2 separate regions of the Homo sapiens genome follow, and region 2 is linked to region 1. A link is a contact called in ENCODE Hi-C or POLR2A ChIA-PET data. All regions are on one chromosome and are shown on one strand. The core of a region is the stretch at or near the end of the contact, and the rest is flanking DNA. Distances in the headings are between cores, read along the strand shown.

Region 1 (7,801 bases), core at 1,813-4,312:
CCCAAGATAGAGCAGGGGATTATGCTCGCTCGCCACGGATACGACGCGCAAGCTGGATGTCCTTAGGCATAATAGTGACACGCTTGGCGTGAATAGCACAGAGGTTGGTGTCTTCAAAGAGACCCACCAGATAGGCCTCGCACGCCTCTTGCAGCGCCATCACCGCCGAGCTCTGGAAACGAAGGTCGGTTTTGAAATCCTGCGCGATTTCTCGCACCAGGCGCTGAAATGGCAGTTTGCGGATGAGCAGCTCAGTCGACTTCTGATAACGGCGGATCTCACGCAAGGCCACGGTGCCTGGCCTGTAGCGGTGGGGCTTCTTCACACCGCCAGTCGCTGGAGCGCTTTTGCGCGCTGCCTTGGTGGCCAGCTGCTTCCGCGGTGCCTTGCCGCCGGTAGACTTGCGAGCTGTCTGCTTCGTCCGGGCCATAGTTGAGAAAGCTATGCTCTGAAAGCAAGCAGCTGAATGAGCAGTGGCTTCTACCAGAATTTATAACGATGATCTGATCCTGATTGGTCAGAACTGTTGTAGGAAAAACCTGGTTGGTTGTTAATACTATCTTCATTTGGTTCCTGCCACTTTTTTTTTTTTTTTTTTTTTTTTACCTGACGGCTTCTAATTCTGTCGCCTAGGCTGGAGTGTGGTGGCGCGATCTCAGCTCACTGCAACCTCCGCCTCCCGGGTTCAAGCGATTCTGCCTCAGCCTCCGGAGTAGCTGGGACTACAGGCACTTGCCACGACGCCCGGCTAATTTTTTTTTAGCAGAGAAGGGGTTTCACCATGTTGGCCAGGCTGGTCTCAAACTCCTGATCTCAAGTTATCCGCCTGCCTCGGACTTCCAAAGTGCTTAGATTACAGGCGTGAGCCACTGCGCTCGTCCTCCGCGCCACTTTTATTTATTGTTTTCAACCAATCATGTTAAGATTCCCCCAATGAAAAGATAATCTGACCTAGAATTTGTGTAGGTCAGTCGTAGTCTTAAACTCATTTCCAATGGGTCATTTTTCCTATTTCGGATCGTGTAAAAATACATACAGTAGAACAACGTATTTGCTAGTATTTCCAAAAAGTAGTTCCGTTTTGTAACTGCTTAATTAAATCTTTTAATGACTGTACCAAGACCCAGAACAAAAACAATTTAAACTTAGGCTGGCACATTCTCTAAAACACCAAAACTTTAGTTTTGTCCAGTGTGGTGTGGGGAAGGAGTTTGATAGGTGCTTGACTAAATGATACCAATAAATGGTATCTGACCTCTTCATTAACTGAGTTTAATGCAATCCAATGGCTGATTGGATTAATTATGTAAATTATTGCTTAATTTCATTAGCATGCGCGGAATTACAGGTTTGGGTCAGTGATTAGATTTTTGCCAGTGAATCTGGGTAGTTCTGACAACAGCATTTTATTAGGATGGAGATTTTAGTTGATCAAAGAACTACCAGGTTCTGGTATTGATAAAGACCCATAAAGACAACAAAAAGGTTAGTTTAACATTTATTATATTCACAGGAGCAAATGATCACCAGAAATACTTTTGTTTGGGTTTTGTTTTTCTTTTTTTGAGACGGGGTCTCGCTTTGTCACCCAGGCTGGAGTGCAGTGGCGAGGTCATGGCTCACTGAAATCTCAAATTCCTGGGACTCAAGTGTTCCTTCTGCTGTCAGTCCGCCAAATACAGGCGAGGGCCTCGCGCCTGGTATTTTTTTTCTTTCTTTTTTTTAGATGGAGTCTCGCTCTGTCGCCCAGGCTGGAGTGCAGTGGCGTGATCTCGGCTCACTGCAACCTCTGCCTCCTGGGTTCAAGCGATTCTCCTGCCTGTCTCCTTAGTAGCGCTCGCCACCACGCCCGGCTAATTTTTGTGTTTTTAGTAGGGACAGGGTTTCACCATGTTTGCCTGGGTGGTCTCGATCTCTTGACCTTGTGATACACCCTCCTCGGCCTCCCAAAGTGCTGGGATTACAGGCGTGAGCCACCGCGCCCAGTCATTTTTTTTTTAAGAGGCAGGGGTCTCGTTATCAGGGTGGTCTCGAACTCCAGGTCCCTAGAGATTTCTCCCCTCCCCACCCACCTGCCTCAGTTTCCCAAAATGCTAAGGACGCATAAACCACCGCGCCCGGCCCCAAGTTTTTTAAAGACCCAGGACAGTTTGTGGGGAGGGGACAATTAAGGAGGTTCCTTCATGTTATAAGGTAGCAGTTGGATAGTATTTACTAGGCCTGATTCAATACTTTTATTTTACCCAATAGGAAAGTAATGGCCTCAGTGCTTGAACTCGGCCACAAATTTCTGATAGGTTTGGAGAACAGAGTGCTCAGTTCTTCCGTAGAAATGGTGGGTGGCTCTGAAAAGAGCCTTTTGTCTTGTAAGTTTACATTTTTAAAGTTCAGCCCTTACTTGCCCTTAGCTTTGTGGTGGCTCTCAGTCTTCTTGGGGAGCAGTACGGCCTGGATGTTAGGCAGAACACCGCCCTGAGCGATGGTAACTTTACCAAGCAGCTTGTTGAGCTCCTCGTCGTTGCGGATGGCCAGCTGCAAGTGGCGCGGGATGATGCGGGTCTTTTTGTTGTCGCGGGCTGCGTTGCCCGCCAGCTCCAGGATCTCGGCAGTTAGGTACTCCAGCACCGCCGCCAGGTAAACCGGCGCGCCGGCCCCGACCCGCTCAGCGTAGTTGCCCTTGCGGAGCAGGCGGTGCACTCGTCCTACAGGAAATTGGAGCCCAGCTCTAGAGGAGCGGGTTTTGGCCTTGGCGCGAGCCTTGCCGCCCTGCTTGCCACGTCCAGACATGGTAAAACGACCTGTGGCCTAAGTCAGAAAGTGAGTGAAAGGAACCTACAGGGACGCGCATTTTATAGCAGCTGCTGGGCGCGAAAAAGAAGCTGGGCCATTGGCTAAGCTTGCAGCTTCCTCTTAATGCAAATGAGCTTTCTGAATATACGTGTTTTGATTGGACTATATTGATATTAACGTCATCTGAGTAACTTCCAATCAGACAGAAGAATTTCTCAATCTCATCTGCATATAGACTTGTAAATAAATAGGGCATAACCCAGCTTGTCCTCATTCTTGTTATTTGAGTGCTCTTTCACTCTCCTCCGCCATGCCCGACCCGGCTAAATCTGCTCCTGCCCCCAAAAAGGGCTCCAAGAAAGCCGTAACCAAGGCCCAGAAAAAGGACGGCAAGAAGCGCAAGCGCAGCCGCAAAGAGAGTTACTCTATCTACGTGTACAAGGTGCTGAAGCAAGTCCACCCCGACACCGGCATCTCATCGAAGGCCATGGGCATCATGAACTCCTTCGTCAATGACATCTTTGAGCGCATCGCTGGCGAGGCTTCCCGCCTGGCGCATTACAACAAGCGCTCGACCATCACCTCCAGGGAGATCCAGACGGCCGTGCGCCTGCTGCTGCCCGGGGAGCTGGCCAAGCACGCCGTGTCCGAGGGCACAAAGGCCGTCACCAAGTACACCAGCTCCAAGTGAGCTCTCGCAGCTGCCAGCAATCCAAAGGCTCTTTTCAGAGCCACTCACGCTTCCAGAGAAAGAGCCTGTGCATTTTGCTTGTAGTCTTTTGGGTGGACTCCGGCCGGCCTCCATTAGGAGGGAAGACGGCGGGAAAAGGTAAGCTAAGCTCCCTAGGCTTTTTGCGTGTGAGTATAGACGCTCCATCAGACAAATTTAGCTTGGGTTCTTAGATACCCTTGGGGAAAAAGGCTTGCAGTTGTGCTTTAAGCTATAATTACAAGTTTGCTTTCGGTTTTCGGTTACTCTTTCCTTTTGTGTTGTTTTTTTTTTTTTTTTTTAAATGGAGTCTTGGCTCTGTCGCCCAGGATAGAGTGCAGTGCCGCGATCTCGGCTCACTGTAAGCTCCGTCTCCCGGGTTCAACCAATTCTGCTTCGGCCTCCTAAGTAGCTGGGATTACAGGCGCCCGCCACCGTGCCCGACTAATTATTGCATTTTTAGTAGAGACGGAGTTTTACCGTCTTGACCAGGCTAGTCTCGAACTCCTGACTTCGTGATCCACCCATCTCGGCCTCCCAAAATGTTGGGATATCAGGCGTGAGCCATCGCGCGCGGCCGGGTTATTCTTTCAGTGCCTGTAACGTCCCCCTTCTTTGATTGGTCAACGCTCTATTTGAAAAGCCCGCCAAGGGCTGCAATTTGCCAGATAGTCTCATCCGGGTTGTTTTTCGAAGAGGTTCTCCCGGAATGGAAATGACCGTTATCTGCAGGAGTGCATCGGACTCTGGCGCCAAGAGCTGGAAGCTGTGAATTAACCGTCCCTCTTACTGCAGTTGTACGGATCCTGGGTGACATTGACTTACCGGTGTCCATTTTCCATACACTTTAGAGAATAGGCATCTCGTCTGGCATCGCTGCAGATATGTTAGGGTGGGTTGAAATTATTGGTGTCAAAGCGGGACGGGAAACATTAAAGGCTAAGGAAGCTCCTTTAGGATAAAATGTTGAACAAAGAACCTGGCAACTTGGGAAAGCCGCTTTTTTGCAATGTTAATCAGTTGGCCTTGGGGAGGGAGGTGTGCCAGGATTAGCTGGGGCGGGGGCAGCGTTCAGGCTGGGATTTTAAAGTCCATGATTAGGAATCCTGAGATAGAAGTTGGAGAACCCCGCGTTTAAAGAGAAGCGGACCCCAGAAGAGATCACAGAAATAGGAGGTAAACCAAGAGCGTGCGAGTACAAGGGAGTGGAGACTTTTCAAGGCATGATCCCCTCTTCTCAACAGTGCCTGAATTCTCATAGCATTGCATCCTCTGCCACTGCGTTATCCCCTCTTCAATAAATTACTTCTATTGTAAATCTTTAGCAGCAAAATAGCAAGCCCCTCCACAATTCCACTCCAGGCTTTAAAATCACCCCTTAACTTTTCCTTTATTTTCCTGACGTCACTTCCTTTGCAGCTATGGGTGGAAGGCTATCTCGGACGAATAGTCTCGTCTCTGTCACAGGTGACAAACAGCCCCGAATTATGCCAATTGGTTAGTGGGTCGTTCAAAATACATTGTAGGATTTGCCGTTCACTTCCCTAAAATGTTCTCTTCCCCAGTCCCCGTACCTTGTCATTAAAGTTTGGTGCCTCGGGCTTGGCGACAGAGCTTATCGACAAGCTAAGTTACTTGGAGAGCAGTCCCCTGATTTCATCATGTTCTTTAACTTGGCATCACATTTGCCCCCTCCTTTCATTCCTCTTCGCTCTCTTTTTCGAGATTCGTTTCTCCCTGCCCATCCCGCGTCCTTGAGAGAACATCTGAGGGGTGATTATCCTCCGAGTGGGTGAGAGAGTACGTGTGGCCTTCTCCTGCCATCTTGTGGCAAAAAAGCAAAAGCACAAGTTCAAGGCGTTGTGTTTTCCAGCCCCAGTTAAAATGCTTTCTTCTTAACTTTCTACTGAGTCAGTGGGCTAGGGCAGGGTTTCCATTTTTCACTCCTTTTAATTGCAGGATTCAAGTTTCTTCAAGAGTTGTTAGTGCGGAGGTTAAAAGGGAGCGGGAGGGGGGCGGGGGAGTTAATAGGAAGAGCGAGGAGTGGGTAAAGGAGAAAGTCCTGTTGAGCTTTGTGATCTGGTCAGAGCTGTCCAAAAGAAATAAACAAATAAAAAAAGCCAAAATGCTTTATACCCTAAAATAAATAATAATACGATCGTGCTTTCTAGTTCTATTAGATTAAGTCCCCACACTTACAACTCAATTTAACCTTAATTATCTGTTTAAAGGCCCTGTCTTCAAATACCAACCACACTGAGGGCTGGGACTTCGACATGAAGTTGTTTTCTTTTGTTTTGTTTTTTGAGACAGAGTCTCACTCTGTCGCCCAGGCTGGAGTGCAGTGGCGCAATCTCGGCTCACTGCAACTTCCACCTCCTGGGTTCAAGTGATTCTTCTTCCTCAACCTCCTGAGTAGCTGAACTACAGACAGGCACCTGCCACAGCGCCCAGCTAATTTTTGTGTTTTTAGTACAGACAGGGTTTCACCATGTTGTCCAGGCTGGTCTTGGACTCCCAAAGTTCTGGGATTACAGGCGCGAGCCACTGCACCTGGTCTGTTTTGGGGGAACACAATGAAGTCCATAACAGCACTTAAGACCATTTTCCATGCTTTCATCCCGACTTTCTATTCCAAGTTCTCCTTTATAAAATATCTACATTTAGCTTAATTTGCAGATAAGGTGACAGTTATGATATTCCTTAAACCAGAAGTTAAAAGTCAGTTGCTAACAAAGGCCCAGCACATTAGAGCAAAAACAGCTGGATATTAAAAAGCACGCCTTATCTCTATAAAGAGAGGTGCTATTTGCTATTTTTCTTGAAACACCCAGACTTCTGGCATATTTCATTTTTCCAGTTTTGATAGAGATACTTGACCAAGATATATTTCACTGTTTTCTTAATTCTGCTGTAAGAACAACCATAGCACAAGCATATTGATAAATGCCAACTAATATGGAAACTAACAGGACCAGTGGTAACTTGAGAACTGAAGACAAAACCTGTGCAATTTGATTTCACTGATTTCTCCCTTCTAGCAATGCAAGCACAAGGACAGTGTGACTTCCAATTTTTCAAGAGTATATGCAGCTTAATGTGAAATATTATAAATTTTCAATACTGAGAGCTAATAAAATATATATATCATGGTACAGACTATTAAAAAAAAATGTCTGTTGACTTCATCAAGTCCTTCACCTCTAAAGTAGAGATCTCATGAAGCCCTTCATCCTTGAAGTTGAGATCTCTGGACATTAACAAAGACTCCTGTATCCATGACAAGCTTTTCACCAAGCTGCTCTTTCTGCCATCAGGGCCCAGATCAAATGCCCCGGCCTTCCCAACTTTCTAAATTCTCAGCTGAAAATAATTCATTCCTCACTTGGCCCCTCTGGATAAAGCATCAGGCCTCACATACATCAGGCATTGAAGAGTTATTTTCTGCTAGTTAAGTAAACAGATACAGTGAACTAAAAGAAAAAACAAAAAATTCAGTTCTCACAGCTATGAGGTAAAAGTGGTGAAAGGTATTTGGAGTTGTTCATTGTGGATTGAGTAGTTACCTGGGTAAATAAGCCAGTTCTTTTCTATTTATGTTACATTTTCTTACTTTTTTATTAATGTTATTCTTTGTGGGGGTGGGGACTTCCCAGCAAAAACCAGAAGGCCTGCTAGACAAATTCTAAAAGAGCTGTAACACTATTTTTTATTATTAATATTATTCTTAATTGACAAATCATAATTGTATACATTTTTGACAGAGTGTGATGTTTTGATATATTGTTGGGGCTCAGAAACTATAACCCAAAATGAAGGCCTCAGCAGCAGCCTCAGAAGCAGAAGCTTTTCCCTGACCTCCTGCCCTTCCGTCTCTGATCTATCATTCTCCCTCAAGGTTAGCCACAGAAACTAGAATCTCTCTTCCCCAAGGCAGGTCATAAAAACCAGAATCCTTTTTCCCCAAAGCCAGCCGTAAAACCTACAAATATTACTCTAGCTCCCCTCACCCACCCTATTCCCCAAGGCTTTTTGTATGAAAACTGGCCATTTATGGTCAGAAATTATCTGCCCTACCTTGTTTGACTGTAGGTCATAAGACCCCTATTCCAGAGAGGGACCTGCCCCATACCCAGAAGGAAGGAATGCTGCTCAGAGAGGCCAAGAAGAATCTGGACAGACAGGCCTTGCTGGGTTTCCCTACTCTGTTTACTATCATTAGATCCTACCCTTCATGTCCATTCATTTCTACAAGGCTGTCCATACTTTATAGAACCTTAAAAACAATGGACAATTTCCCCT
Region 2 (7,801 bases), core at 3,965-6,464, 640 kb before region 1:
TTCCTGGGGAATGGTTTGGGAGAGAAGTGCAATAAAATGTCATCACTATCAGGGAGTGACAACAGAAGGATCAGGGGACAGGGTCTCAGGTGTTGTGCCATTTATAAGGGTGGTCAGGTAAAACCCATTTGGTAAGATAAAATATATGAATGGGGAACTATAGGAAGTGATAAAATAAGACTTGCAGATATTTGGAGGAAAAGCATCCTAAGGAGAGCAAAAATTCTAAGGAAGGAGTGAGTCTTGTGAAATATGAAATAGTCCAATGCAGTTGGAGCAGTGAACCCAGGAGGGGTAGGAGATGAAATCATGACAGTATATACAACAGGGGGCCAGGTCATACAGAGTTTTAAAAACTGTTTTCAAAACTTTAGATTTACTTTGAGTAAGATGGGGCATCAGGGAAGTGTTCTAAACCAGGGAGTGAATGATTGTGAATGATTGGGCTAATATTTAATTCTGTCTCTCTGTCTGCTGAGTGTAGAATAAATCATGAGGCAGAAACAGGGTGACCAGCTAAAAGCCTTCCATGATATCCCAAGTCAGAGATGATGGTGGCTCAGCAGTGGTAGCACTGAAGGTAGTGAGAAGTCATCAGATTCTGGATATATTTTTTAAATTTATGGGAATAACTTTTTAAATGTACAATATTTCTCATAGTGATAAGTCCCATGAAAAAGAATTAGGAATAAAGTTTGAAAAGGAATAGAAGAGGGCCATAGGTTTGGCAATTTTTAAAAAGCTGACCATGGAAGACCTTTCTGAATGAATGACCTTTGAATAAAGATCCAGTTGAAGTGAGGGAGCAAACCACGTGGGTATATAGGGAAATCACAATCCATAGGGTGGGAACAACAAGAATAAGAACCCTAAGGCAGAAGCAAGCCTGGTATGTTCAAAGAACTGTAAGGAGTCTATGGACAGTGTGAGATTGTGGGTCAGAGAAGCTCGGGACAGTGAAGCAGAGCAGAAAGTGAGGGGGCTGGAAAATAGACAAGGTGAGATTGGGGGACAAAGAGATGAGTATGGAGAGAAAGACTGAAAAAGAGATGGGGGACTGAGAAAAAAGAGACGGAAAGACTGAGTGTGGGAACAACTGAGGGGTACTGAAGATATGCTGAGGGGCAGAAAGAAAAGACTGAGAATAAGTGGGCAACTGGGGTTCCAGAGGAGGTGCTGAGGTGGGGAGAGACAGAGGTTGAAGGACAATAAGGCATGCAAAGGAGGAATCTGAGATAAAGAGAAGGTAGACCGAAGAGCGGAGAGGAGGAGACTGAGACAGCGAGGGCTACTGAGAGCTGAGGGAAGAACAGACTGAGAGGCCCAGAGAGAAGAAACTGGGAGTTCCGATGCTGCATCAGCAGCCTCTGTGTACAGACTCTGGCGTCCCTGCCCCGCTTTAGCAGTTCCTACAGACGCTTGACCTGCCAGGAAAGGAAAGAAACCTGAGCCTCTGCTGAAAGGTGATGGATTTAAGGCCCGGCTGCTGAGGATAAGATAAAGGTCCTCCTGGGGGAGAACAGAGTCCCGAACACCATGGCCGTCTGGCTTGCCCAGTGGCTGGGCCCTCTGCTCTTGGTTTCCCTCTGGGGACTCTTGGCTCCAGGTAAGAGGAGGCTGAGGGTCAAGCAGGGCATCCTAAGGGGGCCAGCCTGACTTCCTTCCCTCCATGTCCCACAGCCTCCCTTCTTAGGCGCCTGGGTGAGCACATTCAGCAGTTTCAGGAGAGCTCTGCCCAGGGCCTGGGCCTGAGCCTGGGGCCAGGTGCTGCAGCCCTCCCAAAAGTGGGGTGGCTGGAGCAACTGCTGGACCCCTTCAACGTGTCCGACAGACGATCCTTCCTACAGGTGAGGCCGGGAGACGGGGAGTCCACTAACCATCCTGCCCTCTCCTCAGTCTCCCTCATCTCTTCCTCAGTCTGCACTTTTTTCTCTCTCCACACCTCAGTTCTCCCCATCCCTCTGCTTGAATCTCATGTTATGCTTGCTGTCAGTATCCCTTTTCCTGCCCTTTGTAGATTTGGCCTTACTCTCTCCTCTCCTCGGGGTCCCACTCGTTTTGTCCCTCAGATCTTGCCCTTCACCATTTCTTTCTCTCTGTCATTCACATTCACTGCTCCTCCCTACCCCCTTGTCCCTGTCCAGACTGGACACAAAACCTACCACCAGGTCTCAGTAGGTAGCAGAAATTTGAACCAGCTTTGGAATCAGACCTAGCTCACAACAGGCACTCAAAGATATCTATCGAAAGAAGGAACAAATTCGCCATTTTTCAGTGCTTCCTCTGTATTTAGTCTCCAAATATCATCCCACTTGGATCTTATTCCTAAATCCATCTGCATTTATTTCTTATTTTACAATTATTACTTCAAGAAATAGCAAGTTCCTTCAATGTGAGAGCCACTCCCTCAGTTCTGGGGATATAAGAGTGAAAAACCAGGTCAAAAATTTGCTTTTGTATATTTTGCATTCTAGATGAGGAGATGAACAGGGGAAAAGTGAGCAAGTAAATAAACAAGCTCATTTCAGACACTGTTAAGTACATAAGGAAAGATCCATTAGGAAGAGAGACTGGAACAAATGAGGAATTGAGAATAAGTCAGGACTCTCACAGTGCCATTTCTTCTTCCCCATCCCACCTCTCAGCGTTACTGGGTGAATGACCAACATTGGGTTGGCCAGGATGGACCCATATTCCTGCATCTAGGGGGTGAGGGCAGCCTTGGGCCTGGCTCAGTGATGAGAGGTAAGAGGCAATGTTGGGGGAAAGGAGTTGGGATGCTGGTGGGGACCAGGAAGGGGAGCTGCATATTGCAATGCTGTGAGACCTGAGGAGTGAAAGGGCTTAAACTCAACTTGCATCTCACCTCCCCACCCCCCACCCATACACTCTTCACAGGCCATCCCGCAGCCTTGGCCCCAGCCTGGGGCGCCCTGGTGATAAGCCTGGAACACAGATTTTATGGCCTGAGTATACCTGCTGGAGGCCTGGAAATGGCCCAGCTCCGCTTCTTGTCCAGCCGCCTTGCGTGAGTGGAGGAAGGGAAAGTGTTTATGGTCAAAGGACAGGAATGTCTGTGCTTTGGCATCTCTGCATCTGTGTCTCTCTCCTCCACTGTCTGAAGTCAACCTCTGAGTCTCTGGTTCCCTCTGTTTTCTTCTGTGTTTCATAGGGTCTTGTTTTTTCTCTTTCCATTTCTGGGTCTCTGACTCTCCCTATCTGTCTTTCTCTTATCCTGTGTTCTTTCTATTTCTGCGTCTCTGTCTGAAGTAAGCCACTGTATCACTGTGCAGACCACCAGCATTCCTTACCTGGATTACGGCCACAGCATTCTCACCATTTTTCCTGCTCTGCCCTTGACTTCCAGGTGGAAATCAGAGTAATTCTGTTAGAGCATAAACCAGGACATGATCCTCCCTGGCTTAAGTCCCTCAGACATCTTCTGTATTGCTTCAGAAGTAAAGCAATTTTGACTGTATTTGACTTCAGAGTAAAGTCAAAGCTTTTACAGTCGCCATGGAGTCCAGTGGGTTTTGGCCTCTAGTTAACTCTGACCTATACTCTCTCACTTTCACTGGGCTCCAGCTACATTGAAGTCCTCACTGTCCTCCAGACTTACACGCACATTCCTGCCTTGAGCCTTTGAACTCATCCCTCTGCATGGCGTGGCCTTCCCCTAGATGTTTTTATGCCTCTCACCCCAGCCTCCTTCAGTGCATCTCACTCCTATTAACGACCGCCACCATTTTTCCAACTTTACTTCACCTGCTTTTTGTTTCTTTCATCTGCTTTATTCTTACAGAACTTAGCTTTTTCTTTCCTCATTGGTATCTCTGTCTGTGTCTGTAACAGTCTGTTTGCCTGTCTCATTTTCTCCGTCTCTGTATCTACATCTGTGCCTCTTTGTCTCCATCTCTGTCTCTCTGCATCTTAATCTTTTCTACAAGCGAAACGGTTTTCTAACTGCAACAGGATGGTACCAACTGCAAGCCATTCAGAAAGGTTAGGGAAGAAAGAAAGCCCTTGGGAGGAGAAAGAGGATGTTAGACATATCCAAACTTCACTCTCCATTTCTCTTTGTGTCTGTTCTCTCTCCCAATACCTTGCAACTCATCAGGTTAGGACCCCTCCTTCTCCTCTTAGTAGCCCTCCTTGAGTGCCCTCAACCCTTCCCTACATTTGTCAGGTTTTCATCTAAACTGACTTGGAAATTTTTCCTCTCCTACCTAAAACGAGAAGGGAAAGAGGGTGGTGGCTTTCTAGAAAGTGGACGAGGACAGGGTCTCCCTTGGCCTAGGCACACATGTTCTGGGAAGTGTATGTGGCTTGGAGAACACTTGGAAACACGTCATGAGAAAACGGCCCTGGTTTCTGGCCAGATTCACCCATTCATGTCTCTGGATCCGGGTTTCCCCCAGAATGGGGAAATCTTCAGGGATTCCCAGCGATGAGGACCGACCGAGTCCCCCCTTTGACCCTAGGCTGGCTGATGTGGTCTCTGCCCGCCTGGCACTTTCCCGCCTCTTTAACATCTCCTCCTCCAGCCCCTGGATCTGCTTCGGAGGCTCCTATGCCGGCTCCTTGGCCGCCTGGGCCCGGCTGAAGGTCCTGCGACTCCTCCGGGTGGGCTGGGGGGAGGGAACTCGGACTCCAGGGCCCCAGTCTCAGATAATAGGAATACCCTCCCACCACGCCCCTACCTTCCTCCCGCGCCCAAAGAATTTTGCACAAGCTGTCCTCACAAGAGCCCGAGATTACACAGCGAGTAAGTGACACAGAGGCAGAAAGATATGCGATTCCAACCCCTCAGCCCGCAGGCTGACGGCGTCTCCTCCCTTAGTTCCCCCATCTCATTTTCGCGTCGGTCGCCTCCTCCGCCCCGGTGCGGGCCGTGCTGGATTTCTCCGAGTATAATGACGTAAGGATGGCGGGCAGCAGGTGCGGGACGGGGAGGGGTCCCAGCGGGCGGAGTCCCTTGACACTTCCGGATACCTTCCTCTGCGGTCCGCCCACAGGTGGTATCCCGAAGCCTAATGAGCACCGCGATCGGCGGGTCCCTGGAGGTAGGAGGTGGGGCCTAGTCCGAGGGGGACTGGGAGGGAAAAGAGGCCTCGGATGCCAGGGAAGAGGAGGCCAGAGAAGGGCGAAACCTGCAACGTGGCGGGGTCTAAGGAAGGTCGGAGCTCGGGGGAATACGCAGGTTTTGGAAGAAGGCGGGAGCTGACGAAGAGGAGGGGCACCAGGAAAAGAGGCGCTCCCCAGAGAGGGCGGGGTTTGGGCAGGGACAATCCTATCCGGAGGTGAGGCTCAAGGTGGGGCGGGGCCACAATGGAGGACGGGGCCTGCAGGGAAGACCCGAGAAGGAGGGCTGCGAGGCAGGGGATTGGGGGCGGGGGCCTGGGGGCGGGGGCCTGGGCCAAGAGCTAGGTCTGCACCCTCTGAGTCCCGCTAGGGGAAAGTGGGGAACCCAAGGAGGACGCAGGTCCTGGGTAGGGAAAGCCGAGGCCCAGCCTAAGTCTTGGCGGACATCGCCTCTTGCTTCCCACAGTGCCGGGCGGCGGTGTCCGTCGCCTTCGCTGAAGTGGAGCGGCGGCTGCGCTCGGGTGGGGCGGCTCAAGCAGCATTGCGGACGGAGCTGAGCGCTTGCGGGCCCCTGGGCCGCGCTGAAAACCAGGCGGAGCTGTTGGGGGCGCTGCAGGCACTGGTGGGAGGTGTAGTGCAGTATGATGGGCAGACGGGAGCGCCGCTAAGCGTGCGACAGCTCTGCGGACTTCTCCTCGGGGGCGGGGGCAACCGCAGCCACTCCACGCCCTACTGCGGGCTTCGTCGGGCGGTGCAGGTGAGCACTCCCTGGCACAGCTGGGAGGAGTTAGCGGACAAAGATTCCTGCCCCACTTCCGTTGTGTGATCTTGGGCAAGCGAGAACCTTCTCTGAAACTTCGTTTTCTCATCTGTAAAATGGGGATAACACTTCACAGGGCCGATGGGAAGATGAAATGAGGCGGGTCATGTAGAGCAATCAGCTGGGAGCCTGGCACACAGTGTGCGAATGTTAGAGACTGCGATTATTACCTATTTTGCCTATCCTGTCCTGTTCTCTTTTGGGGGGCCTGCAGGAGTGCCTGGCACATGGCAAATTCTCACTTAGTATTTTTAGAATGAATGAAAAAATGTTATCTCTGGGGATAGGGTTCTCCTAGGTACCTGGGACTGCAGCCTCTAAATCCACAACTGCAATCCAGCTGTCGCTTTTCCAGCACTGTCTGGACCAAGTGCTGTATAAAGTGCTTCACATATATTATTTCATTAAGTTCTCAAGAGATAGGCACTATTATTATCGCCACTTACAGAAAAGGAAACTGAAGTCTGAAAGATTATCACTTGCCCAAGCTCTCACAGGTAATAAGGTCTCAGTCTTCTAGTGCATTGATCTCTAACTCACAAGGACCCAGGCATCCACCCCCTCTGACCACTGACTCCCAGGAGAACTCAGGAACTCACCCTTCTATTTCTGACTTTTGACCTCTGGGGACATAGGCCTCTGCACCCTGGCTTGCTGGGAAGAGAGGAGGAATTTATGTCTTATGTATGTACATTGTTCCCTAGATTGTCTTGCACAGCCTGGGCCAGAAGTGTTTAAGCTTTTCCCGAGCAGAGACAGTGGCACAGCTGAGGAGCACAGAACCTCAACTGTCTGGTGTGGGTGACCGGCAGTGGTTGTATCAGACATGTACCGAGTTCGGCTTCTGTAAGTGACTGGCCTAACCCTAACTTTGTCCCCTCAAACAACCTTTTTACTATGCCCAGAGAAGTCATCTTACAGGTGGTCTGGACTCATTTCGACCCAGCTCTCAGGCACTGTGTAACCTGCAGATGTTGGGCTGGAGAAGGTGGAAGCCATACTAGTGTATGCATGTGCTTGGCCCTCACATGCCTCCTCACGCACACACTGAGGTCTCCACTTGAGTGATCTTCCCTTCAGCCTATTCTTTCTCTGTGTCCCCATTCCAGGGATGGCCCCCTTTCCCCATCCACCAGACTAGAAACTTGAGCCTTGTTTTAGTTGCTTCCTTCCCATTTTCTAGCTAGCCTGTCAATTACTGAGTCCTCCTCACTCTGCATGGACAACTCTGTAGTCCATCCCTTGTGCTTTCTATGCCTACCTCTGCTGTCCTGCTGGGAACCTCCATTCTTTCTTGCCGGGATCCCTTCCCAGCCGCTTCTCTGGTCTCATGGTTTTCACTTCCTCTGTACAATCCAACTTTTTCATAGCATCCACAGAGATCCTTGTAAATATAACCTTGTCCCTCCTGTACTCAAAACCACAGCTCCTCAAAGACCCCAGGGTAGTGTTGCCAGATACAATACAGGATGCCCAGTTAAATTTGAATTTCAGATATACAACAGATTTTTTTTTAGTATAAGCATGTCCCAAATACTACATATGGTAAATTAAATGTTCAAATTCCAGCTCCATTTTCTACTCGTAATCTTGGGCAAACTTGGGCAAGTGACTTACTTCTCTATGCCTGTTTCCACATCTATAAAATGGGAATACAAGCAATATTTCTCTCATAGGGTTGTTTCAAGGACTAAAGGAGGTAATATTTGTAGCATTCTAAGAATAATGCAGGTCTACAGTAAGTATTCCATAAACCTCTTGCTATTGTTATTATTATAAGGCTTTACATATTTTAACCCTCTTAATACATTAGTCTTCCTAACATCTTAGGAACTTTGTACATGCTGTTCACTTTGCTTGGATTATTCATCTTCAAGTCTCAATAGGGTGGCCTCCCTC

What was found. A loop is a pair of places that touch in the nucleus more often than their neighbours do. ChIA-PET counts read pairs that join two places held with the same protein, here RNA polymerase II (POLR2A). Pooled maps may share reads with other maps.
Region 2: a loop to region 1 is called in a map of CD8-positive, alpha-beta T cell, with 5 times the contacts of the local background. The contact joins the enhancer-like site here to the promoter of H2BC17 in region 1. A Hi-C loop is called at or near these places in 1 of 168 maps with a recorded cell type or tissue (CD8-positive, alpha-beta T cell), 1 of 37 single-sample maps with no recorded cell type and 6 of 50 pooled maps. POLR2A ChIA-PET finds 5 or more read pairs at or near these places in 5 of 52 experiments (HEK293T, K562, WTC11 and 1 more).

What each region holds. Positions count from the first base shown.
Region 1 is chr6:27,890,363-27,898,163 of GRCh38, forward strand. H2BC17 (H2B clustered histone 17) reads left to right here and starts at 3,063. Exons shown (of 1, transcript NM_003527.4): 1 at 3,063-3,529. The coding sequence starts at 3,101. The coding sequence ends at 3,481. It overlaps H2AC17 (H2A clustered histone 17), which reads right to left and starts at 2,823. Exons shown (of 1, transcript NM_003514.2): 1 at 2,337-2,823. The coding sequence starts at 2,787. The coding sequence ends at 2,395. H3C12 (H3 clustered histone 12) reads right to left here and starts at 464. Exons shown (of 1, transcript NM_003535.3): 1 at 1-464. The coding sequence starts at 430. The coding sequence ends at 20. It also overlaps the pseudogene RNU7-26P. RefSeq lists enhancers at 1,949-2,492, 2,097-2,146, 2,493-3,036, 3,057-3,296, 3,687-3,826 and 4 more and a cis regulatory region at 5,162-5,446.
Region 2 is chr6:27,246,202-27,254,002 of GRCh38, forward strand. PRSS16 (serine protease 16) reads left to right here and starts at 1,500. Exons shown (of 12, transcript NM_005865.4): 1 at 1,500-1,606; 2 at 1,681-1,847; 3 at 2,646-2,745; 4 at 2,899-3,028; 5 at 4,482-4,605; 6 at 4,841-4,918; 7 at 5,016-5,063; 8 at 5,549-5,839; 9 at 6,607-6,748. The coding sequence starts at 1,537. RefSeq lists enhancers at 4,551-4,600, 4,731-4,800, 4,941-5,310, 5,581-6,101, 5,691-5,860 and 1 more. Within about 2 kb of position 5,215, at least 19 of the 41 ENCODE cell types and tissues checked have a DNase peak (open chromatin) inside an H3K27ac peak, as active enhancers do.